Linked DNA regions of Mus musculus: all the other regions are linked to region 1. The links are chromatin loops, found by intact Hi-C in ENCODE. Cell type or tissue: gastrocnemius. All regions are shown on one strand. Region 1 has its middle 15 kb from the start of Gm31963. Region 2 holds the start of Rab3ip (RAB3A interacting protein). Region 3 holds the start of Frs2 (fibroblast growth factor receptor substrate 2).

Region 1 (8,000 bases):
CTTCCAGATATGTCCCTGGTTTTGTGGAGAGCAGAGGACTCAATGGTGGAGGGCAGGAGTTGGTGACCCACGACCAACTCCTGAGCCCAATCCATTCTGCTACCTGATTCTTAAGTTCTGTGGGCATCGCTGCAAACAGAAGTCACTGATAGGATTCCAATTTCAGCTTATGCCGGGGACTGCCTAACAAGTTTCTAGATGTCTAACAAGTTTCTGTTTCCCACGGTGAATTTGAATTGTCTGTTGACAACTGAATGAAACAGCTTTAGATGGTAGGATTAAAGACAGGGAAATCCCAGCAAACTAAATCCAGTACCGAGTGAAAGGCTGTAAGTGAGCCCCTGGTGAAGTAGTGCAAGGTGGGTGAGCACAAGACGACCTGCAGTGCTCTCTCGGGAGCTGAATTGTGTTCCCCTAGTTCAAGTCCATATCCTGGTAGTTCAAAATGTGACTGTACCTTGAGACAGTGTCTTTAAACGAGGTCATTGAATTAATAAAAGGGTAGACCCTAATCCAGTATGGCTCATGACTTTGTAAACAGGGTATTCAAACAGACATGGAAGGACACAGGGAGAGCAGCTCAGAGAAAGACCTCAGGAGAAACTTAACACTGCCCACTTCCTGATCTCTGTCTAGCCTCCAGAAGTGTAAGAAAAGAAGTACCCGCTGTCTAGACACCCAGTACGTGTCACTTGGTTACAGCGGCCCAGGGCAAGGACTCAGGAGTGAGGGAGCGCGTTTGCTCTTGACACAACTATTCCTGCTGGGGGTTCTAGCCAGGACAGACAGACAGAAAGTGAGTTAAAGTCAACCAGGCTAGAAAGGGAAGACGAAAGATGACCCTATGTGCAGAAGGCATGGTTGTGCTGGCCTGTTTTGTGTGTCAACTTGACACAAGCTAGGGTCATCAGAGAGGAAGGAGCCTCAGTTAAGGAAATGCCTCCATGAGATCCAGCTGTAAGGCATCTTAGTGATCAGTAGGAGAGGGCCCAGCTCATGGAGGGTGATTTCATCCCTGGGCTGGTTGGTGTCCTAGGTTCTATAAGAAAGCAGGCTGAGAAAGCCATGGGGGAGCAAGCCAGTAAGCAGCACCCCTCCATCTGTTCCTGCCTCCAGGTTCCTGTCCTGACTTCCTCCAATGATGGACTATGATCTCAAAAATGTAAGCTGAATTAACCCTTTCCTCCCCAACATGCTTCTTGGTCGATTTTGTCACAGCAATGGAAACCCTGACTAAGACAGTGCCTACCAAGAAAATCCCAAAGGAGCCAGGCAGTCATGGTACACGCCTTTTAACACCAGTACTCAGGGGGCAGCGGCACGCAGATCGCTTTGAAGCCAGCCTGGTCTACAGAGCAAGTTCCAGGATGGCCAGGGCTACCCAGTAAGACCCTGCTTTAGAAAAGCAAAACCAAGAATATTACAATTCAAGAATAGATGTCTCCATTGGAAATTGGGCATGATGATTCAGACAGCCCTACAGGACAGGAAAGAGGGGTTAGTCTAGCGTCTGGTGGGGACTGAAGAGACAGCTCAGTAGTTAAGAGTGCTTGTTGCTGTTGCAAAGGACCTGGGTTTAGTTCCCAGCACCCACATGATGGTTCGCAACTGTAACCCAGTTCCAGGGGACCCAGCACCCTCCATGGGCACCACACATGCACACACGAATGCAAAGCACTCAGAACTTTGTTTTAACGACTGAGAAGACTCCGTGCAGCAATGGTGTGAGTCCAGGGTCTGAGCGGTGGCTTTTAGAGAGTTTCTTCAACTCTGACAATACTGGATGAGAGGAGTGAGCCCAAGACTGTAACCAAAGGAGGCGTCATGGTTCCAGAAAAAGCTGAAAGAAAACTTTTGCAAACAACAGTAGTGACCGTGAGATCAGGCCTTAAGCAAAGAGGCTGGAGAGAGCCAACCTTAGTGAGAAAATCGGACTCAAAGTTCTTCTCACCAAAGCTGTAGACAACAGGATTGTTTTCTGACTTAGAGATGGTGACATTCTTGGAAAGTGTATGGAGTAGATCTCTGTTGAAATGCGGTCACGTGAGGCCGCCTGTCCAGACATTCCAAAGTATTTCATCATGGAAATAATATCAGTGCCTCCCTTTTATAATAAAAAGATGACACCTGACCTAATAACGTCCATTGTCTCAGAAGTTTGTGCCTGCTGTACTGTTACAAACATTTCTGAGAAGAACAAGGATAAACAAAACAAAAAAAAAAAACCCTCTGGTGAAGCAGCTCATCTTTGTGGCTACCCCTCCTTAAGACCAGCAAGCCTAAAATTAGCACTAATGGTTTTCTAAATTCCAACCCTGCCTCACTTGTGCTTAGACACCACTGTTGCCACAAGATGGTGAAGAGGCCCGTGCTAAGGCAGTCTTCCCATCTGGCTTTCTCCTGCTTTGGATCCTGGGATCCAGACTTCAGGATACGACCCAAATGGCTGTTTTGTTGAGGTTTAGCGTCTGTCACAAAGCTACTTTAAAGGTGATTGTTTTTCTATGGAGGGTTGTGTCCCTGCTGTAGGTATGTGCAGCACTTGTGTATAAATGCCTTTGGAGGACAGATGAGAGCGGGTCCCCTGGGCCTGGAGTTACAGATGGTTGTGAGCTACCATGTGGGAGCTAAAAATAGAACCTAGGTCCTCTGAGAACGTATCCAGTGCTCCAGCCCAAAGCTAAGCTAAATTTTAAATAGTATTTACTTAATGTAAGTGAGTACACTGTAGCTGTCTTCAGACACACCAGAAGAGGGCATCGGATCCCATTCCAAATGGTTGTGAGCCACCATGTGGTTACTGGGAATTGAACCTCTGGAAGAGCAATCTTAACCACAGAGCCATCTCTCCAGCCCCTAAATTTTCTATCTCTAAAAAGTAACCTAACATACCAAGACGTCTGACCAGCACCCCCTTTTTGTTTTGTTTTTCAAAACAGGCTTTCATTGTGTAGCCCTGACTGTCCAAGAACTCACTCTGTAGACCAGTCTGGCTTCAAAGCCAGAGATCTATCTGCCTCAGCTGGAATTAAAGGTGTGTGCCGCCACCACCCGGCTGCGCCCCACCTTCTGAGTGGAGGATGCAGGAACTTTTCTGAAGAGACCCAGAGAGTAAATATCTCAGTTTCTGTCAGTCCGTGACATCTGCTATTGTGTGGAAGTAGTCTCACCTAGAAAATGAGCATGACTGTCCAATAAAATGGCTTTGTTGACACTGAAATTGAATATTACATGGTTTTTCAAATCAAAATATTTCCTTTCTCTTGTTTTTATTCAAACATTGAAAAACTATATAATAAATGAAGCCATATAGTAAATAATATATATAAAACACATATTGTATGTATAACACATATATATAACATATATTGTATGTATAATTCACCATTCACTATCCACAGGCGGGATTAGGCAACCCAGCAGGCTTAGCCCTTAAAATTCATTTTTCTAGATTAAACCTGCACCAAGACGTGTTGACCACAAGAGGGCGATCTGTGATTTCCTATGGAATTTAGAGTTTGTCCCTGAGCCCTTTGAAGAGTCCGGAGCAGACCAGATTAGTCCAAGCTACCCTAAAAAGAAAAAAAATGATTGCTAGAGCCTGCGAAGTGGCTTAGTGGATGAGCCAAACTGATTCGCTCACTGAGTTCAATCCCTAGAGACCACATTGTAAGAGAGAACCAATTCCCACCTGTGGTCGTATGACGTACACAGACGGGGGGGTGTGGGGTGGAGCAAGCGAGCTTGCCAAGACATGGCAGAAGACCTCGTCCTCTTCCTTCCCACCTCATCCATGGGAGTACTCTGTTATTTGACCCCTTAGCATCATTTGGAGGTTTGGTTTGTCTGTTTGCTTTGGAGATGGGGTCTTGGCGTGGAGTCCAGTTTGTCCTTGAATTCAAGGTAACCATCCTTACCAAAGCCAATTGCAGGTGTGAGCCGCATACCTAGTTGGTCAGCTGGCTCTCTCCCTCCGTCCCTCCGTCCCTCCGTCCCTCCGTCCGTCCCTCCCTCTCTTCCTTCCTCCGTTCCTTTTTCCAGGTGACAACACCTTTCAGCAGCTATTCCTCTATTTAGTCTATCAGTATCAGTTTATTAGTTATTTAGAGGGGCTGTTTGTTTGAGACTGGGTCTCATGGAATCCAGACTGGCCTAGACTTGATGTGTAGCAGACGCTGTTCTTGAACTCCTTACCCTTTTGTCTGAGCCTCCCAAGAGCTGGGATTACAGGCTTGTACACCTATGGGGCATACTTTACAAAAACTCTCCGAGTGTCTACCCTGAACCAGCATTTTTTTTTTTTTTTTTTTTTTTTTTTTTTTTTTTTTTTTTTTTTTTTGTAGCCCTGGCTGTCCTGGAACTCACTCTGTAGACCAGGTTGGCCTCGAACTCAGAAATCCGCCTGCCTCTGCCTCCCAAGTGCTGGGATTAAAGGCGTGCGCCACCACTGCCTGGCCTGAACCATCTTTTAAGGAATTCTTGCCTATCCATGGTCTTAAGTAATATTTTATGCTAATCATTAAAAGCCTACCTGCCTATCCTAAGCTCTGGACTGTATTAAATTACTTCTAGATAATATATTTGGATATTTTGAGGTCACTTCAAGTAGAACAAGTAGAACATTCTTGAGATGTAAGTCGCCGCCTGTTTTAGTCATCCTCCATCATGGACCACGGGCCAGGCACACAGCACCACTTGCCTTTTTTTTTTTTTTTTGGTTTTTCAAGACAGGGTTTCTCTGTGTAGCCCTGGCTGTCCTGGAACTCACTCTGTAGACCAGGCTGGCCTCCCGAGTGACCAGTTGTCTTATTGTCTGTGGTAGACGGGATCTCTCCAGCAAAGGCTTCTCTGGGAGGAGTCACAAACCTCCCCACAGGAGGAGTCCCGCGGTCATGCCCACGTCACGTGACCGTTCTCCGGTTTGGATTCAGGGCGTTTGTGACCCCGGATCCCGATCATCCTCATCTTCAGTCATTACCGCTGCCTGTGTGGGGGCCGGCATGGCTGTGTGGGGGCTGGCATTGGCTCAAGGATTCAAAGTGTGGGCTCGAGAACAGGACTTCAAAGTCTGAGCCATGCCTCCTTTGCTGGCTTTATGACCCGAGGCAGGCTATTTAGCTTCTCTGGGCCTTACTTTGTTCATGCTTAACGGTGGGCATAATTATCATGGCCTCGTAACAGGTCAAATGAGATGACGCATGCCAAGGACTGGGCATTGAACGCAGAGCGCAAGACATCAGCAGCGCGCTTTTATTAGAGTATAATTTATATATTGTTTCGGGGATGATTTGTGTTCCCTCCAAAGTTTGTGTGTTGAAACCCTAGCCCCCAGTACCTCAGAATGTAATTATATATGAAGATTAAATCTTTAAATATGTAATTAAACTAAGTCATCACAGTGGGAGCTAATTCAATACGAGTGCTCTTAGTTAGTTTCTTAGTTAGTTAGTTAGTTAGTGAGTTAGTTTCTTTGTTTTTGAGACAGGGTCTCACTGTGTAGCCCTGGCTGGCCTGGAGCTAGGTGTGTAGACCAGCCTCAAACTCACAGAGACCAGCTTATCTCTGCCTTCCAAGATTGGGGTTAAAAGTGTGCGGCCACACAGAGCTGGCTAGTATCCTTTAAAAAGTTGGGCCTCACAGTCTACTTGTAATTCTAGCACTTGGAAGGCTGATGCAGGAGGATTCCTGAGAGTTCAGGATCAGCCCGGGCTATGCAGTAAGATCCTATCTTAAAAAGGAAAAGGTGTTAAGAGGGAGAGAAAAAAAAAATAGGAGGGGTGGAGAAAATGGGAAGGAGGGAGCAGATTTGGAAACAGACACACGCAGAGGAGAGGAAGATGGGCCACAGACATGGCTGTACAGTCCAAAGAGACCTGGGAAAGAGCCTTCCCTCACAGCCTTCAAGGGAGTGGGCCTCGCTGGCACTTTGATCTTAGACTCTCTGCCTCCGGGGTTTCATAAGAATAAATCACTGTTGTTTAGCCACCCAGTGTGTCTCATCAGCCCCTGCAAACCAGCACATGCCCCATAAATATCACCCACTCGAGGTACGACTCAGGAATTTAGTAGTAAATTTAGAATTATATACAACCATTACCACAGGCTAATTTTAGACACTTTTCATTGCCTCTAAAAGAAACCTTGTGCCTGTTTGCAGTCACTGCCCGTCCACCCTCAGCTCCAAGCAAGCATCGTACTCCCTCCTGTCTATACATTTGCCATTGCTGAACATTTCTTGTAACTATCTCCTGTGATTGGAAAACCTTATACCGCAAAATCAGCTCACGCTATGTCCTCCCAGCTCCTTAAAACGTAAAGATAATGAGCTGAGTCTTAAGCCTGGTGGCATCTGTGTAATTACACACTCCTATTACGGTTTATCTGCAATATGGGTAAAAGAAAACTTATCTGGGCCACAGAAGAGTTGCACTGGGAATGAATACTCGGTGCTGGAGAGATGGCTCAGCGGTTAAGAGCACCGACTGCTCTTCCAGTGGTCCTGAGTTCAATTCCCAGCAACCACATGGTGGCTCACAGCCATCTGTAATGGAATCTGATGCCCTCTTCTGGTGTGTCTGAAGACAGCTACAGTGTGCTCATATACATAAAATAAATGATGAAAGAGAGAGAGAGATTGAATATTCAAGTCTGAGGGTCTGCAAGATAGCTCAGTGAAAAAAGGCCATTGGTCACCGAGGCTTACAACCTAAAGGAGAAAATGGAGTTCTGTGACCTGAACTGACAAATGCACACAAACACACAAATACGTATAGTACATTCACAAATAAGTATAGTACATTTATAAAGATTAGACAGAACATAATAGTGAAATTGACCATTGTGGTCATTGCGTAAGAATAACCACTCTGACCTCAGCACTCACTGTGGAGGTAGAGAAAGGTAGAGATCTCTGTGAGTTCAAGGTCAGCCTAGTGTTCACAGTGGGTTCCAGTGAGATCATGCAAATAAATAGATAGATAGAAAGACAGAGAGATAAATAAGAAAATCAATAACCACTTTAGCTAGGCATGGTAGCACTACATGACCTTACTTGCAGAGCACAGAGGTGAGTGAAGTCAAAAGTTCAAGGTCACCTCCAGCCACATGTGGAGTTCAAGTCCTGCCCGGGGTACATGGGACGAGACCTGAAGTGACCAGCTGTTCCTTGAACTCTGTGTGTGTGTGTGTGTGCACCTGATGGCCAAAACCAGTGCTGAGTACAGAGTACCCTTGCTGGTTAGCTTCTACCAATTTCACAGAAACTAGAGTCACGCTGGAAGAACAAACCTCCAGCTGAAGAGATATGCTTCCACCAGACGGAGTGTGGACCTGTCTGTGGGGCATTTCCTTGACTTCTAATGGATGAAGGGCCCAGCCCACATGGGCAATGCTACTCTTGGGTAAGTGGGTCTGGGCTGTGTAAGAAAGGTAGCTGGGCACCAGCTCAGGAGCAGATCAATAAGCAGGGCTCCTCTGTGGTCTCGGCTTCCATTCCCATCTCAGGCTCCTACCTCTAGTTCATGCCTTTGCCCCTTGATGGTGGATCATGGCTGGGACGCCCAATAAGTCTTTTCCTCCACAAGTTGCTTTTGGTCCTGGTGTTTGTCACAGTGACAGGAAAAGAGACTAGGTTAGCTTCTTTTGTAGAAAAGGAACTAAGAAAAAACAAACAAACAAAACAAATAAACCAATGGGCTCTCAGGTAGCCCAGCTAATTTCAGACTTACTGTGTAGCCGAGGACAATCTTAAACTTCTCTCTTGCTGCTACCTCCCAATTGCTGGAACATAGGTGTGTGCCACAGTGTGTCTTTTATGCAATATCTGATTGAGCCCAAGGCTTCATGGATGTAGTTAAGCATGTTTCACACCAAGCTTCATCCCTTGGTTAAAACAAAGGGTCGTTTAAACGAAGTCTTTCCACAGTACCACATCAAACCACAGTTGTGGCAATCTTTGCTTTCCTAGTCTAGCAAGATCGGCATTCCCTAGTAAACTTCAA
Region 2 (8,000 bases), 260 kb after region 1:
CTCCAAGATCAGAATATTCTGCTAATTCATCAGGACAGCAAGAAAGCACATTCTCTTGGGTCCCTGTGTGTTGGATAAGTTAGGCCCGTGAGAGTTCTGTAGTTTCCCCAAAGCCCTTCACCTTGAAACATGTTAACAAGATCCCAGAGTCTAGGATTCTGACTGCATTAAAACAAACTCAAACTGGTTTGGTTTTGCCCTAATTGGAAACTGTTAGGAGCATGGGTGTGAAGAACACTGACAGCCATAACATCCTGTTCTTACCTGAGGAAAAGGCCTTCTCTTCATAGCACTAATGGCAAAATGGCTGACCACCGATGCTAGGCTTGTCAGCCCATAGCCTTCGTCTTCAGTGGGTACAGAGCATCTCTTTGTTCTTCCACTGCCGGCAACCCCTGACTACTGATCAGGATCAGGTCGGTCTCGTTACTGAACACTGAAGGTCTAGCCTGTGCACTCGCTATTTGGAATGTACATCTTCAAGAAAACCAACAAAACAAAACCTCTCTGTAGATCAGGCTGGCCTTGAACTCACAATCCTCTAGCCTTAGTCTTGAGAGTGCTGCTGTTACGAGCGTATACTGCTTTGCTTGGATCATAAGAAATACACTGTCTAAGAGTATTTTCTGGGCCAGCAAGATGGCTTAGTAGGTAAAGGTGCTTGCCACCAAATCTGATGACTTAAGTTCAATCCTTGGGGCCTACATGGTGGAAGAAAACCAACTCCTGAAAACTGTCCTCTGACCTCCATACTCGTGTCAGGGCACGCATCACCCTCTATCCATATAAACAATTAATTAAATGTTAAGCAAGATTAAAAAAAACATGAAAAGAATATTTTTCTGGTGACCAGTAACAGCAATCCCTTCAAAGCTATATTAAGCAAAACTAGAGAATTACTTTAAGTATTTTGAGGGGGTAAGGAGACTGTACTCTGTAAAACTAGGAAGTCCTCTCTATTGTATAGAGAAATACATATTTGTTTAATGAATGGCTGGGGGGGGCAGGTAGAAGAAACTATACAATTTAGAGTCTAAGGTCTTTGTGAAGCCTTCAACCCTCTAAATCTCTTATTTCCTTTTTCTTGAACCATAGAAGTGGCCTCAAATGCAGACCTGGCTATAGCCGGTCTAATGAAGAACGCTGCAAAGCAGTGGATGTTCCAGTTCCCAGATGTTTTTGTACAGGAATTTCCAGAGCTGCTTGTATCCTTCCAGAGTTTCTGGTATCGTTTCCTCTAAAGCCAGAACCATGTGGCCGAAGCTGCCAAGTTTGTGTGCTTGCTGGGGCTGGAACCTGGCCCCCTTGGTCAAATACATTTTCCTTCACTGCTTCAGCCTGGCTGTCCTGGACCTTGCTTTGTAGACCAGGCTGGTCTGGAACTCGCTGTGTAGACCAGGCTGGCCTGGAACTCAGAGATCCACCAGCCTTTGTTCTCTGGGTGCTGGGATGTGAGGTGTGTGCATCTATGCCAACCCCTAAGCTTTTTTTAAATTCCTTTTCACAAGTTGGAAGCTTGCTTGGGTGGAGGTCTTGCTCTGAGGGCACTACTCCCTTTAGTCCATTTGGCAGCAGGCTTTTCTTTAAACCTTTTGTTTTCTTGAGCCCTGGACTTTAGCTCCATTGCACTTCCTGGTGCTCTTTTTTCCCTCAAACTGCATAGCTCATTTTCTTTTCATTATAGATCTGCCTAAGACTGGCCACTAATAACTAATATGATAATTGACATAATCAATACTTGGCTGTTTTGAAATCTCCTCTGCCAATACCATTAATCTAAAACTCTTCAATTTAGCCTCAGATTTATGTATGTATGTATGTATGTATGTATGTATGTATGTATTTATTTATTTGTATATTGGACAAAGGCAGAAAACAGCCACACTCTTCACCAAAATATCACAAGTATGATCTCTGGGCCACTTACTAATATTCTTCTCCTCTGAAACCTTTTGATCTGGGTCATAATCTACATTGTTCTGTCTTCCGTGTACCTAATAGGATGGCCCATTAAGTCCTGCTTAAAATGTTCAATTGCTTTCCCCAATCCAAGTTCCAAAGTCCATATTGCACCAAGAAACCCGGCTTGTCATAACAATACCCCACTCCTGGTACCAACTTCTGCCTTAGTCAATGTTCTATTGCTGTGAAGAGACACTGTGTCCACGGCAACTCTTACGAAGGAAAGCATTTAACTGGGGCCGGTCTACAGGTTCAGTAATGTAGTCCATCATTGCCATGGAGGGGAGTCTGGTGGCATGCAGGCAGACATGATGCTAGAGAATGGGCTGGGAGATCTACATCCAGATCCACAGGCAGCAGGAAGAGAGAGACACAGGGTCTGGCTTAGGCTCTTTGTAGACCAGGCTGGTCTGGAACTCACTGTGTAGACCAGGCTGGCCTGGAACTCAGAGATCCACCAGCCTTTGCTCTCTGGGTGTTGGGATGTGAGGTGTGTGCATCTATGCCAACCCCTAAGCTTTTTATAAATTCCTTTTCACAAGTTGGAAGCTTGCTTGGGTGGAGGTCACCCAAGCAAATCTCAAAGTCCACCCCTAGTGACACACTTCCTCCAACAAGGCCACACTTCCTAATCCCTGTCAAGGACCCAATTATAATAATTATAATATAAATAATTCCCAATGACCAAGCTCCAAATATATGAGCCTCTGGGAGCCATTTCTAGTCATGGCTCTACAGTAACTCTCCCCATTCTCAAACAGTGCTAGAGCCCACTCTCTAAGACTACAGATGATCTTGTAGTTAACATACATGTGGGTCACTGTGGGATTCACACACATTAGCATTACTGTCTTCTGTAGACCCGTGATGTTTTGGGTCTTACATTGAATAAACTGAAGAGCCAATCCTCCAAATGTTCATATACCAAATAGAGCATTCTCCCTGTGTGTCAACCATCTCCTCTTCCTACCTTTACAGAGTTCTCTGTCAAGCAGAGTGCCTGTTCTCAAGACACAGACTAAAGAGAAAAGAGAGGAAAGTCTACTTATGATTCATGGGGAATATGCACTGCAAGAGTTAAAGCAGCAGTTCTCAACCTGTGGGTCGCAACCCCTCTGGGATCAAATGACCCTTTCACAGGGGGTCACCTAAGACATCAGAAAACACAGATATTTATGTTAAGGTTCATAACAGTAGCCAAATTACAGTTATGAAGTAGCAACGGAAATAATTTTATGGTTGGGGGTTAGTATACACTATGAGGAACTGTATTAGAGGGTCACAGTGTTAGGAAGGTTGAGAACCACTGAAATACAGTGTTCTGGGATCACAGGTAAGGAGTTAGGGTTGGGAGGCAGGCGAGCATCAGGGAATGGTTTACAAAGAAACTGGAGCATGGGTTAAGTAATTACCAATTCCATATGATAAAAGATGTGTGTGTGAGCCGGACAGTGGTGGTGCATGCCTTTAATCTCAGCACTTGGGAGGCAGAGGCAGCAGATTTCTGAGTTCGAGGCCAACCCTGTCTCGAAAACCAAGACAAAACAAAAAGTGTGTGTGTGTGAACATCTCTTTAGAAAAAAAATGTGTAAAACAGGGAGCCCATAAAGTTTTCTCTTAATAGTAAACTTGTCTCCTTTTGTTTGAGTCTTTGGATGGTAGGAATTTTTTGTAGAGGTGTGTGTGTGTGTACACATGTGTGTTTCTGTATGACTCACTGTGTCACAGAATGTGGTGAGGTACACTAATTACATATATTAAACCACTTAACTCTCAAAACCTTGATGAGGTAGACATTCTTATTTCCAATTATCAGTGAGAAGATTGGCGATATTGCAGATGAACTCGCCTAAGGTCACAGAGGTCAGTAGGTGGCTGATCACAGGGACCACACACATAGCTTCCTTTTTATTACCACCTCCTTGATGTACTCAACAGAATGGCAGCCCCTGCCTCTGAGTATCACAAACATTGGCGGAAATACCGAGGATGACTGCTCCCTCCCACCCCCCATCCCTGAGTTTGATTTTCAGGGCTTGATTCTGTCTGTACTTTGTTTTTTGTTTTCCAACTTGGAAGCCCGAATGTGGGATGGAAGTTTGATAAGCAAAACAAAACAAAACAAAACAATAGATATAGTTCCTGTAAAAGATGAGAGACGGTCTTTGGAAACTGAAAGTGGAAGGATCTGGGTTTACCAGCTCCCCGCCCATCCCATCCCCCCCCCCCCCCCCTCCCCGGGCCCCTAACCTCCTACTCCAGCTTCAGGTATCCACAGACGCGGAATTTCAGGTCGGTTCTGCTTGTCCTCAATACACAGTCCAAAGCCTCTTACCATCCCAGGAGAGTTCACATCCTCCAAAGGCAGCCACAGGATTTCCAGCCAGAGTGGTTCCCAGGGAAACCGCTGTAGAGGGACCCTGGACTCCGCGCGTGGATTAGCCTGCACCGAGCCCCTCCTGTCGCCAGGGGGCGCCGCAGCGCGCGAGTCCCCCTCGCCACTCCCTCCCGGTCCCGCCTCTAGTCCCGCCCTCTCTCCCGGGGCGGGGGCGGGGGAGGGGGAGGGGCGGCCGCTTCTCCGCCCGGCGCTCGGCGCAGGCGCAGTCGGCTCTCCCTCCCTCGGCTCCCATCGCAGAGAGCGCCAGCCGCGGCGGAGTGGAGCGGCGTCTGTCCGCCGCCGTCCTCCGCGTCTCCCGAGCTGGGCACGCGCACCCTGCGGCTCTGCGAGCGCTGCCGAGCGCGGGCGGCGGCCGCGGCGGATCCGGCAGGTGAGTGCGGCGGCGGGAGGGAGAGGCGGGCGGTGTGAGCACCGCCCCCTCGGCGCCTCGCCTCGCGCCCTTGTCCCGCCGGCCCGGAGCGCGGCCGGGCAGGTGCAGGAGGCGGCGGGGAGGGCGCGGATCGCGCCCGCCCGTCCGCCCGTCCGCCCGCCCGCTGCGGAGCCCCGGGGACCCGAAGGGCGGCGGCTCCGGCGCTCACCTGGCGGCCCGCGCGGCCTCGGTCGCGGAGTTGCTTAAGTCGCGGGCGGCGCGGTTGGCCGGGGATGTGCGGGGGTCGCCGGTTCCCGGGGTCTCCCCCGCCGCGCTCGGCCCAGCCTGACTTCGGGAATCGGGACCCCGGGAGTGGGAGAACAGCGGTTCCCCCTGCGTGGGCCGCTCGCCCCCCGCCGCCCGCGGAATAGCGAGGCTGGGGAGAGGATGGTGCCGGGTGGACGCTGCAGCACGCGAAGAGTTGCCAGTTGTTGGGGATTAAAACATCGATCCGTAATGGCTGGCTGGCGCACTCTCCTCCGAGTTAGAGCTGGTGCCCCAGAGGCACTTTAGTTTCAAGGAAATGTTGCCTGTTCCCAGCCTACCTGTTTAGACACTTCTCAGTGTCCCCCGTGTCAAGGGAAAGAGCCCTGTGATCTTTTGGCTCTGGAATGATTGCATAATTGGAGGAGAGGCCGATAAGAGGATTAAAACAAACCGTTCTATTGTAAATCTCTTGAAAGACCCGGTTTCTGTTCATTACACTGTTCTTAAGTTTTTGTTTCTAAACAATGAATCGAGAGGAAAAGGAGGCAGAGTAGGTATGCAGCCCATCGTTGTAAATATTTGATACTGTTAAATATTTCACCAGTTTTATGGGGCCTTGTTCAGTTAGCATGTGTTATTTATTTACCAGGACTGTGCGTTTTCAGAGGACTTTTCATGTTTGAATAGACACTGCATTCCGAATCTACTCCTCAAGGCCCTAGGGGAATATATTAACTGAACTTAACAGTTACACAGATTTACTCAGCAATGCATTCTTAACTATAAGAACAGACGTCTTTCAACTTTTTTCTCTTTCCGGCCCAAGGATGTTTTGAATTAATGCCTTCTTTTGTGAATGAGCGTGCTTGATGAGACGCCTCATTGCTTACATAGCAAGTCATTTGTGCTAGCGAATGATTCTCACCTTCCACTGCCTGGTTGATGTTCAGTTTCTTTGTGGAGCTTTGATGTCTCTGTTTAAATGCAGCTGTACTTTTGAATCAGTGTAATTCTATACTCTGAGACATATTCTTTGCCTCAGAGTTTCTTTATGCCTCTACTCTGCAGTATACGTGGATGCCCTACAGATATATATATATATTTTTTTAATGGAAAAATTACTGGGACTTGCCCACCCCTCATATTTACGCCGTGGCAGAATGGAAGCTAGGATATAACGTTAGTTTTGTATGTATTGTATGGGTTAGATAACCCATGCTTTTCTGCTGAGCGGGTCTCACAAAGGCTTAGCTCTAACGAAAACGGATAACTTTCAGAACCATCTCTCACCAAGCATGCGACCTCGAGTAAATCATTTATTGAGCATACTCAGTAGAAACACATTCAAATGTCAGCAGTTGCTCCTTTAGTAGTTGGTTGTTTCAACCCAACATGAACTTTATAAAGGTGGGATATGAGTTTAACTGGACATTCCATTGAGATGGGGCGCGCAGGGAGGTGGAGGAGCTTCGGGGGGAGGGAAGAAGCAAGAAGTGTTAACTTGACTGTGGCCTGGGCACTGGGCTGGTGGGCTTGTTGTTTGAGGCTACGTTGGCTTGTTGGTCCTCAGGCCATTTTTTAGGTTATAGATAGCTTTATCAGATTTTTCAAACCCGGAAACCGAAGTGCAGAAAATCAAAATAACTTGCCCGAAGTACATAGTTGTCATTTATAGTGGCTGATCGAAAAGCCAGTATTAAAAACTATTTGAGAACCCCAAATGGAGATTTAAACTCTGTTGTTTAAACTCCTTATGCTACTGGTCTATGCTTTCTGAAAAAAGAGCTTTGCATTTAGAGGGCAGGCCAGTGGAAGGTGTTGCCATTTGTGTGTCTGATTAAAAACTATTCCAAGTGTCCCGATGGTGACATCCCTGTTGCCACTGTTAAACTGAGATCGAAGTCCTGATCTAAGCTTGCTCCAGCTCATGTACCCTCACCAACCAAGAGATAGGTCATTTATATCCCCTTGCCTTTCGTAGCTAAGGGAATTGATACACGAGTGATTGTGTAGCTTAGCCAGGATCGGATAGCTGGCAGGTCGATTAGAAGTCAGGCAGCTTCGGTAACAGGGCTTCAACTGTCATAAACCCACGGCTTCTTGTGGTATAGGTTGTGACGCCTTGTTTGCTCTTAGTCACAACGTCCAACCAGTTCATGCTTGAAGGATTGCCTGGTCTTAATTACTGCTCTGCCACTTCATCTGTAGGTCGTAATGCTGAAAAATTGTTTTTAATTTAGCTTTTATGAGATAGTTATATGAGTGTAATATGTAATTCTTATGTCACCAGAGGCTTTTGAATAAAATATTCAGTGAGTATCTACTTTGCAAGCCAGCGGGGGTTAAAGGAAGCTATAAAAAGTTGAAGGTAGGAACTTACGATACTCTTATATACTATATAATATGTTCCTCAAAGCTTAGAGGGACCTGGGATATAGCTCAGGGTACAGGGGATTGCTTAGCTTAGCCTGTGAGACTGCAAGCTCAGTCAGTTTCTAGGATGCAAAAAGCAACAGCCTCTACCAAAACAAAACAGAAACAATTTAGGAGGATATATGTGTGTGTGTGTGTATGTATATATACACACATATACATATGTATATATATCACACATATGTATGTGAAAATCTATGTATACATTTGGTTGAGTATTCAAAGATCTGTAGTACTTGGGTACTGGGGTGGAAGCAGAGAGAAACAGTAGGTAGGGTGTGTGTGAAGGTAAGGACAGAAAGTTATAAGAATATTGTTCTTGAAGATACATTTTAAAGCAAAACATTTGGCCAGTACAATGCAGGTCAACAAATTTCGCTACTGTATCTACTTGATACCTTAAAAGTCAAACCTCAGGGTTTGGGAAAACTCATTTAACTAGTTTCTCCTTTGCTGCAATGCTCTCTTTAACTCCCACCCCCTAACCCTCACTCCCATCTGGCTAGAGCCAGGCTTCTATAACGTTGTAACCTTATGTATATTCTGTAACCTGTTGTAACCTTATGTATATTCTGTAACCTTCCTTCCCTC
Region 3 (8,000 bases), 59 kb after region 1:
GGCGAGGTGGCTCATCAGGTAAGAGCACTGACTGCTCTTCCAAAGGTCCTGAGTTCAAATCCCAGCAACCACATGGTGGCTCACAACCATCCATAATGAGACCTGACACCCTCTTCTATTGTGTCTGAAGACAGCTACAGTATATTTATGTATAATAATAAATAAATCTTTTTTTAAAAACAACAACAAAACAAAATCCATTGGTCTTGATTAATTTGTTGTCTGTGCTTGCCTTTTTGGGATCTCAAGAGCTGGCATCCAGGAAAACTACTTTCAAACTCTCTTAAAGTACTTTGGAATAAATAGTTATGACAAGAGTCTGTACCTCTTTCTTTTAAAATATCTATATTCTCTTCTGTCCTGGTGGCCCCCAGACTTAGTGTCTACAGTGAACACTTATGAGAGGGAGCAACTCACTAACCTTGACGAGGAAGACAGTGGTGCCTTGTGCCAGATGTGTGCCAGATGTGTGCCAGAGTAGTTTAAGTTTCAAGAGTTGGCAGAAAAAAAAATTTTGTTTTTGTTTTTGTTTTTGTTTTTTGTTTTGTTTTGTTGAGACAGGGTCTTGAACCCCTGGCTGTCCTGCCTCTCCTTCTCAAATTCTGAGGTTACAGGTAAGCAACAGCACTCCAGTGCTTTAAAAACAACAACAACAACAACAACAACATCATCTTTACTGTGGTCCTGGGGAGTCAAACCCAGAGGTTTGCCCATGGCAGGCGAGCAGTCTTCAGGCTGAGCTATATCCCGAACCTCAGTTTTAAAGCTTTGAATTGATACAGCTGGAGAGATGGCTCTGAGGTTAAGAGCTGGGTGGTTCTTGCTGAGCACGGTGGTTGGGTGTCCTCAATACCAGCACCCAGGAGGCAGAGACAGGCAGGTCTCTTTGAGTTTGAGGTCAGCCCGGTCTGCACAGTCAGCCACAGTCCAGCCGGGCCAGCTAGGGAGACATAGTGAGACTCTGTCCCAAAAAGCCAGCAACAGAAGAGATGGCCCTGTGGTTAAAAGGCCCTGGCTGCTCTTTTGGAGGACTGGGTTTGATTCCCAGCACTCACATGGCAGCTCACAACTGTTGTAACTCCTGTTCTGGGGGTGGGGCTGGGATGGAAGTAGGGGTGGGGTTGGGGGTAGGGGTGGGGCTGGGGGTGAGGGGGATGCCTTCTTCTGCCCTTTGCAGTGCATGCAGATGGTAAACAGAAAACACTCATCCATATAAAAACAACCAACCAACCAACCAACCAAAAAACAGCCACAACAAATCCACAAATAACAATAACTACCACTACTACCAGTTACCTCCAAGAAGACCATGAACTGCTTTCCCAGGGAACCCCAAGTGTCCCAGGGACCCTAAGTGTTCCCAGGACCTATATTGGGTGGCTCATAATTGAAAGAGACTTAAGTTCCAAGGCATCGAAGGCCTCTGAACTCCTTGGGAAGCTGCTCTCACGAATATACGTAGCCACACACACAGACACACGCCTACACGCATCATTAAAAATAAAATAAATCTTGTGGGTGGAGAAATGGCTTAGTGGTTAGGAGCAAAGGATGATCTTACAAAGGATCTGGGTTCAAGTCTCAGGACACACATGGTGGCTCACAACCACGGATAAGTCTAGTTTCAGAAGATCCAGTGTCCTCGTCTGACTTCTGTGGGCACAGAGAACAAATCCATACACATATAAAAAAAATTAAAAAGAGGGGAAAAAATCTTAAAAAAAAACCTTTTGAGCTTATTTTATTTTTATATATTTATTTATTGGTACAAAACGATGGGTCACATACGTTCCAGAGCCATTTTCAAACCTTTCTGCACCCACCTAGAATAAAACAACTTATGTATTGTACACAGTTCGAGTAGCATCCTTTGCAGTACATTTCAAGCACGTGTGCCAAAGAAAGGATCAAAGTTGAGGTAAACAATGTGTGACCATCTTTAGGTTTAAAACGAAACAAAACAAAACTCTAGTTAAGCATAGTGACACTTGTCCATAATCCCAACCCTTGAGAGGTGGAGGCAGGAGGATTAAGAATTGGAAGTTAGCCTGAACGACATAGTAAAATCCTGTCTGAAAATAACTCTGCAACATCTAAAAAGCTCTTAAGGCTGAGAGATTTGACAGTATCAGAGTAGGCAGTGAAAAATGTCTCAGGGAAGTCTGGAGCCCAAGACTGGTAAGCTGGGTGTTAAAGGCCCAGGCCTGTGTTAAAACAAACGAAACATAAACAAAGACCGCCATTATCTCCAGGCCTGGCCAAGGGTAGACGCTGAAGTGCACAGCTCTTTTGTTTAACAAACTGCCTTAATGGATCTGGGAAGAGGTGCTTTGCAGAGACTGGGTCCTCGCCTTGTCCGTTCCACCAGGCATGGGGTCTGTGTGATTGGCACCCCCTTGAGCAACACTCTGGCTGTCTTCTTTGTGAACAGTACCCCCTGGGATTGTGCAACCTGGCCATTAAGTCAGTAAAGACGACCCGGAGTCTGGCCTGAGATAAAGATTAAGACCTAAATCCTTCTACATAATAAAATAACAGGAATTTTTAAGTCTTCATTGGGGCGGGGTGGAGGGGTGGGTGGGTGGAGGCAGGGGGGTGGAAGGGGCTTAAATGGAAAGATTAAAAAAAAAAGCAAGCTTTGGATTAAATGTGTGTTTAGGGTGAAGGTGGGCTAGCATTTGGTACCAAAGTGGGGGGTCTGTGAACCTTGTGTCACTTAAATTACAAGTTTGACAGGGTAGCGGGGAATGAAACCCAGGGTGTTGCGCATGTTAAGCCTACTATCATTGAGGCATACCCCTGCTCCTTGATTTTTAGTCAGGGACTTACTATATATAGTTCAGGCTGCCTAAACACTGGGGTGACAAGTACACATGTGGACTGCCTCCTTCTGCTCTCTATGTAGTCAACAACAACAACAACAACATGTAAGAGCCTCTATCAGCTTCTATATCCTTTAGGAGACACTGTCAAATGAAGTTAAACACTTTTTTTTTTTTTTTGGAAGGGGAGTGGGACGCTCTTCTATATGAATCGGGAAGAAACAACAAAAACTCCAAAGCCCAGGCTTACAAATGTGAGCAGTGTGTGTCTAAACGCACAATACTATACTTTTTTTAAAAACTGTTTTTCTTCAAAGAGCTGAAAGCACTTTTATTCCCTCATTTCTTCTGACATTCTAGTGTGGGCAGGGCAGATTTATGATAGCATTATTTATAGATGGGAGAAATTGAAAATAAAGATTAAATCGCTTACTCAACGCTGCGTGGCTGGGGTGGTGGAGCCGCTGGAATCTCCTTCTGCAGGCTCCAGCCACAAAGTGGGACGCGCAAGAGCTTTGGAATTAGAGGGATCTTTGAGCAATGCTGTTTCTACCCCGAACAAGAATGTGGCCTTAAGTCAATTACTTCACCTAGGCCTCGGCTATTCTCATTTGTAAAAGTAAGACCATAAAACCTCACAGCACATCGAAGATTAATTCAGAAAACGCATGTAAAGCCTCCAACACGGAGCAGGTTTCAAGGAAGATTTGTTTCCCCACCCCCACCCCCACCCCCACCCCCACCTCAGAATCATCTGGTTCAGTTTCAGTAAAAAAAAAAAAAAAAAAAAAATCCCCCATTAAAACTCACTTTCCCCATTTTTATCTCCCGTGAAAAGAAAAAAGATAAATAAAAATGTTCCAAAATGTCGTTTAGTTAGGCAGGAAGCCTCTCTCTCTCTCTCTCTCTCTCTCTCTCTCTCTCTCTCTCTCTCTTTCTGACTAGGCGTGTGTAACTCAGTGACATTTGCTTCCAATGGCCTTAGAGACAGATTTGAATCCGCAGCACTACAAAACAACACTCCTCTCCTCCCAACAAGAACAACAATCCCGGGTTGCCGAAGGTCCTGAGTTCAAATCCCAGCAACCACATGGTGACTCACAACTACCCGTAATGAGATGGGACGCCTTCTTCTGGTGTGTCTGGAGCGAGCAGGGACTGAGTGAGCAGAGTTGACCGGAATAAGTAGAGGTCCTAAAATTCAATTCCCAACAACCACATGAAGGCTCACAACCATCTGTACAGCTACAGTGTACTCACATACAATAAATAAATAAATCTTAAAAAAAAAAGAACAACAATCCCATGCTGTAGATTTACCACAATTAAGAAAAGAATATGCAAAAGATAGGCTACTAGAATGCTGTAGTTCTTTAACTGGACGTCTTATCAGATGCGAGGTGGGGGCGGGGAGGTTGCGGAGGAGGGGCTCTTAAAACTAGGGTTGTTCTGTCTAATCTTTGGAGTTACAGCTTTACAAGGTCTGGGCGGGGCCTGGCAATTTGCATCTTTAATACATTCCCAGGTGATGTGGAGCTGCCAGGCTGGCCGGGGACACACCTCGAGAAGCCCTACCCTGGGTGAGTGAAAGGGTTGGGGATGGAGCCCAGCAATTTGTTTAACAAGCCCTCCCGGTGATTGCGAGGCATTTTCAAGCCTGAGACCTGCTGGCAGCGTGGTGAAAAGCACCTGAGAACACAGCTTCACTTTTAAATCCAGGCTTCACCACTTACCAGTTACGTGACAGGCTGTGATTGAGGGTTCCCCTCACTAGGTCTCTGGGCTCTGTGTGTGTGTGTGTGTGTGTGTGTGTGTGTGTGTGTGTGTGTGCGCGCGCGCCCCCGCACGCGCGTGTGCTGCCCTTGGCGCGCACTCGTGCTCGTGTCTGGGATTGGGGGGTGGAGATGGTAAACAGCTAGAGACAGCCTAAGTTTTGTCTGTGCAGGGTCTTTTTTTTTTTTTTTTCTTCTTCTTCTTCAGTCTACTAGGAGGCATGAAAGGCTGCTTGAACTTGAGAATTCTGGAAGTGTTTACAAACACTTCTGCAATTACATAAAGCACAAGGCAGTACTTTATATACAGCAATAGTGATGGCATTGTTTGCATCTTAAATTTGTAATAAGGGGTTTTCTTTTACTCTGCCTTTCTCAAAGCAGATTGTCTTAACACTTGTCCCTGCAGTATTTAACAGACACTATGCATGCTAAGAAACTCTTTTCTTTTTTGCTCTTCCTTTTTTCCTCCTCCTCTCCTTCTTTTTGGACAAGAGTCTTGCTTCATAGTCCTGGCCACCTTTGTCTGGAAACTCACTGTAAAGCTTAGGCTGGCTAGAAACTCTCCGGACTCTCCCTGCCTCAGCCTTTTTAGACTGCTGGAAACAAAATAGCTTGTCAGGTTTGAGCCCTTTTCTTCCATGTGGGGCTTTGCTTCATACTGAAAACCTGCCTTTAATATTTGATGTTTCTTGATTTTGTGACAGAGCAAATCTTTTAAGATCGTCTCACTTCTTTGCCTGACACTGACTCTGTAGGCTCTCATACTGTCTGTCTTTGGTAAGTTTCAAAAGTGCCCAGGTCTTCTCTATTGCTAGTTACTGGTTAGGTATAAGAATTGTGCGGACGTACTCAGTCCTGGGTACTTTGAAATGCTTACTATTGCGTTATGCATTATATTATTTTTAACGTCTACAATCCAGAGATGAACACGACACACACACACACCAGGGTGAAATGTAAAGAAACAGGATCCTGGCACTAAGATTGCATAGCCCATCATCTCAGCCTTTGTTTAAAGTGCAAAGGATGACCCATATAGGGAAATAATTTGGCTCCCGTCTTTGAATAATTTGAAAAGTCTTGTTTGGGGCAAATGAGAGTTCTACGCATACCACAAATTAAAGTAAAACCAAGAGCCAGCATATGTGGTAAAGTCCGATACTTTGGCCGATTTCCTTCTCTGTAAGACACAGAGAATAAAAGCACCAATTTCCAGGAGTTTGAAGGTTATTAAATGAGTTAACGCCACCGAATCGCGTAATAAATGCCCTGTCTACCACGCCGTAAGCCTTCCTTCGATAAATGTCAACTGCATTTTCACGCGGGACAGAAGCGAGAAAGGATAACACCGCCGGCCGGTCGGCAAGCCGGTGAATGCTCCGGGCTCGGCGAAATTAGATTCTCCGGGCCCCTGTAGAATTAAGTAGAAGGGAGCGATCCTAACAGGCGTTAAAATAAGGGGTGCCAGCGGTAGCTCGGGGCCCGCGGGACCACAGGGGTTAGCAAGGAGCCCGGGGGCGGGGCTCGGGGGCGGGTCCGCTGGCGCCCGGAGCAGAGGCCACGCCCCTCCCGGGAGGGCTGGCAGCTCCAGCCTGGGAGCAGTTCCGGTGCCAAACCCCTGCCCTCCCCCGCTCCCCCGGAAGTGCTTGTCTAGGGTTCGGGCTGGAGAGAGGCCTTGTAGACACAGGCGCCGAGGCTCCGAGCAGGGGGTCAGGTCGCGGGGAGAGTGAGGAGCTCCGCGGCTGCCACCCCGCGCCCCTCGCAGCGCCTTCGCGCCGACGGTGAGTAGCCGGGGACGCCGAGCGGGGCCTGCGCTGGGCGAGCGAGCCTCGGACCCGGCTGTCCGCTGCAGGTTCAGCCGTCGGGGATCCGGGGAAGGGGTTCGTCGGCCGCCGCGGAGCGCGCGCGGCCCGCGGGCCGGGAAGGGGCGCGATGCGGGGCCGCGGAGTGGGCGGGGCGCAGCCGGAGCGGGGTTCCCGGAGCCGCGGCCGCCCGCAGAGGGGGGACTCCGTAGCGGGGCCCGGCCGTCGGCGCTGCGACCCCCTCTCTGCATCGGGCAAGTGGGCTCGGTGCCTCCGCTGTGGGGTCTGTGCACTCGGACGCTGGGGACCGGGACAGCCAGACTGCACTGGACATCAGTGTCCAACTTTCGTCGCCTCTTGGATCTGTCCCCTCTTCCCGTCTCAGTAATTATCCTGTGTCCCAGGGGTGTAGTCAGTCCGAGGGTGGGGCGCTCCCTGTGTGGATGCTGGCGATCTCTTGCGGGGCTTGCGTCGGGGTCGCCGGAGGTTCGATTTGGACTCGGCTCGAAACTTAACTGGGTCTGGATGCCTGCGTAGGGTCGGTCAGTGAGGCAGTACCATTCCTCGAAGGGTCTTTGCTCCCTTGCAAACTGAAACTGTTGGGAGTTACTTCTTAAAAACAAAGATTTGAGGAGATTCGTAGATTCAGAGGAGTTTCCCCGTGTTCTTGCTGACGTTAAAAAAAAAAAAAAAACCATGCTATTCTGTAATCAGCCTTCCGAATTCCTGCGCTCATCCGAAGTCACAGTTGTTAAGACTTCAGTCGGGACCTTGCACAAGTTGACTGCAAAAGGCTGGAGAATTGTATCCTTTTTTTTCACCCCAGTTTGTTTACTTTCATACTTGGAACTGTCATTTCTTGAGCTAATTATATATATGTGTATATATGTGTGTATATACACACACACACACACATATACACACACACATATATATACACACACATATGTATGTATATTATATGTATATATATATATATATATATATATATATATATATATATAATTTCCCTCAGTTTCTCCTCGGAGGTTCTTCGTGTAGTCCAGTTGTGGGAACGCGGGGTGGGGGTGTTCCCACAGCGGGACAGAGGTGTTTGTTGATTTAAGCATATGAAGTGTTTAACTCCAATAAACTGAGACTTTCCTAGAGAAGAAAATCTTGTAGGCACTGTTAGTAAACTGAGTTTAGGTGATAAACTACGGATAAAAGGTTTGTAGGAAATAATGGAGCTATTTTCCGCTTTTATTGAGTTTTAAATTATTATCAGATAGTTTATTTGTTGCAAATGACCTTGTGGTGGTGTCAATATACACAAGTCATCTTCATGAAACCAGTGACATTATCTGCCCTTATTATGCTTACGTTAGGATTTATACTGTTTCTCTCTCTCTCTCTCTCTCTCTCTCTCTCTCTCTCTCTCTCTCTCTCGTACTTTCTCTTTCGACTACTGGAAGGGAAGATATCATGAATGAGGGGAATGATTTGAAGTGACGAGTTGCATATACTGTCTTATGCAAAAGAAAAGTTTATTTCATTAAAAAACAAATTCTCTGTGTGTGTAATGCCAGAGGTGAACCTAGACTACCCAGCACCATGATCAT

What was found. Hi-C counts contacts between places; a loop is a spot of excess contacts. Peaks named below come from ENCODE experiments on the same cell type or tissue, not always from the same donor. Only the 100,000 strongest peaks of a DNase experiment are listed, where the experiment ranks them.
Region 2: a loop joins it to region 1, with 2.9 times the contacts of the local background. A loop is called at or near these places in 14 of 42 quality-filtered maps.
Region 3: it touches region 1 in a loop (2.0-fold over the local background); 13 of 42 quality-filtered maps call a loop at or near these places.

What each region holds. Positions count from the first base shown.
Region 1 is chr10:117,205,282-117,213,281 of GRCm38, reverse strand. No RefSeq gene overlaps it. Among named protein-coding and RNA genes, the nearest start is that of Gm31963, 15 kb to the left of the region's middle. In gastrocnemius, a CTCF peak has its summit at 3,479 (motif pointing right); DNase peaks (open chromatin) are centred at 3,539 and 3,677; H3K4me3 peaks cover 382 bases.
Region 2 is chr10:116,946,990-116,954,989 of GRCm38, reverse strand. Rab3ip (RAB3A interacting protein) reads left to right here and starts at 4,537. Exons shown (of 11, transcript NM_001359645.1): 1 at 4,537-4,730. 4933412E12Rik (RIKEN cDNA 4933412E12 gene) reads right to left here and starts at 4,428. Exons shown (of 3, transcript NR_038026.1): 1 at 4,298-4,428. Gm40768 (a long non-coding RNA gene) reads left to right here. Exons shown (of 3, transcript XR_872055.2): 3 at 1,096-1,336. In gastrocnemius, a CTCF peak has its summit at 4,414 (motif pointing right); DNase peaks (open chromatin) are centred at 4,525 and 5,010; H3K4me3 peaks cover 2,217 bases; H3K27ac peaks cover 1,798 bases.
Region 3 is chr10:117,146,770-117,154,769 of GRCm38, reverse strand. Frs2 (fibroblast growth factor receptor substrate 2) reads left to right here and starts at 6,296. Exons shown (of 10, transcript NM_177798.3): 1 at 6,296-6,378. In gastrocnemius, no CTCF peak of the experiment used is centred here; DNase peaks (open chromatin) are centred at 4,375, 4,624, 6,185 and 6,609; H3K4me3 peaks cover 3,958 bases; H3K27ac peaks cover 3,568 bases.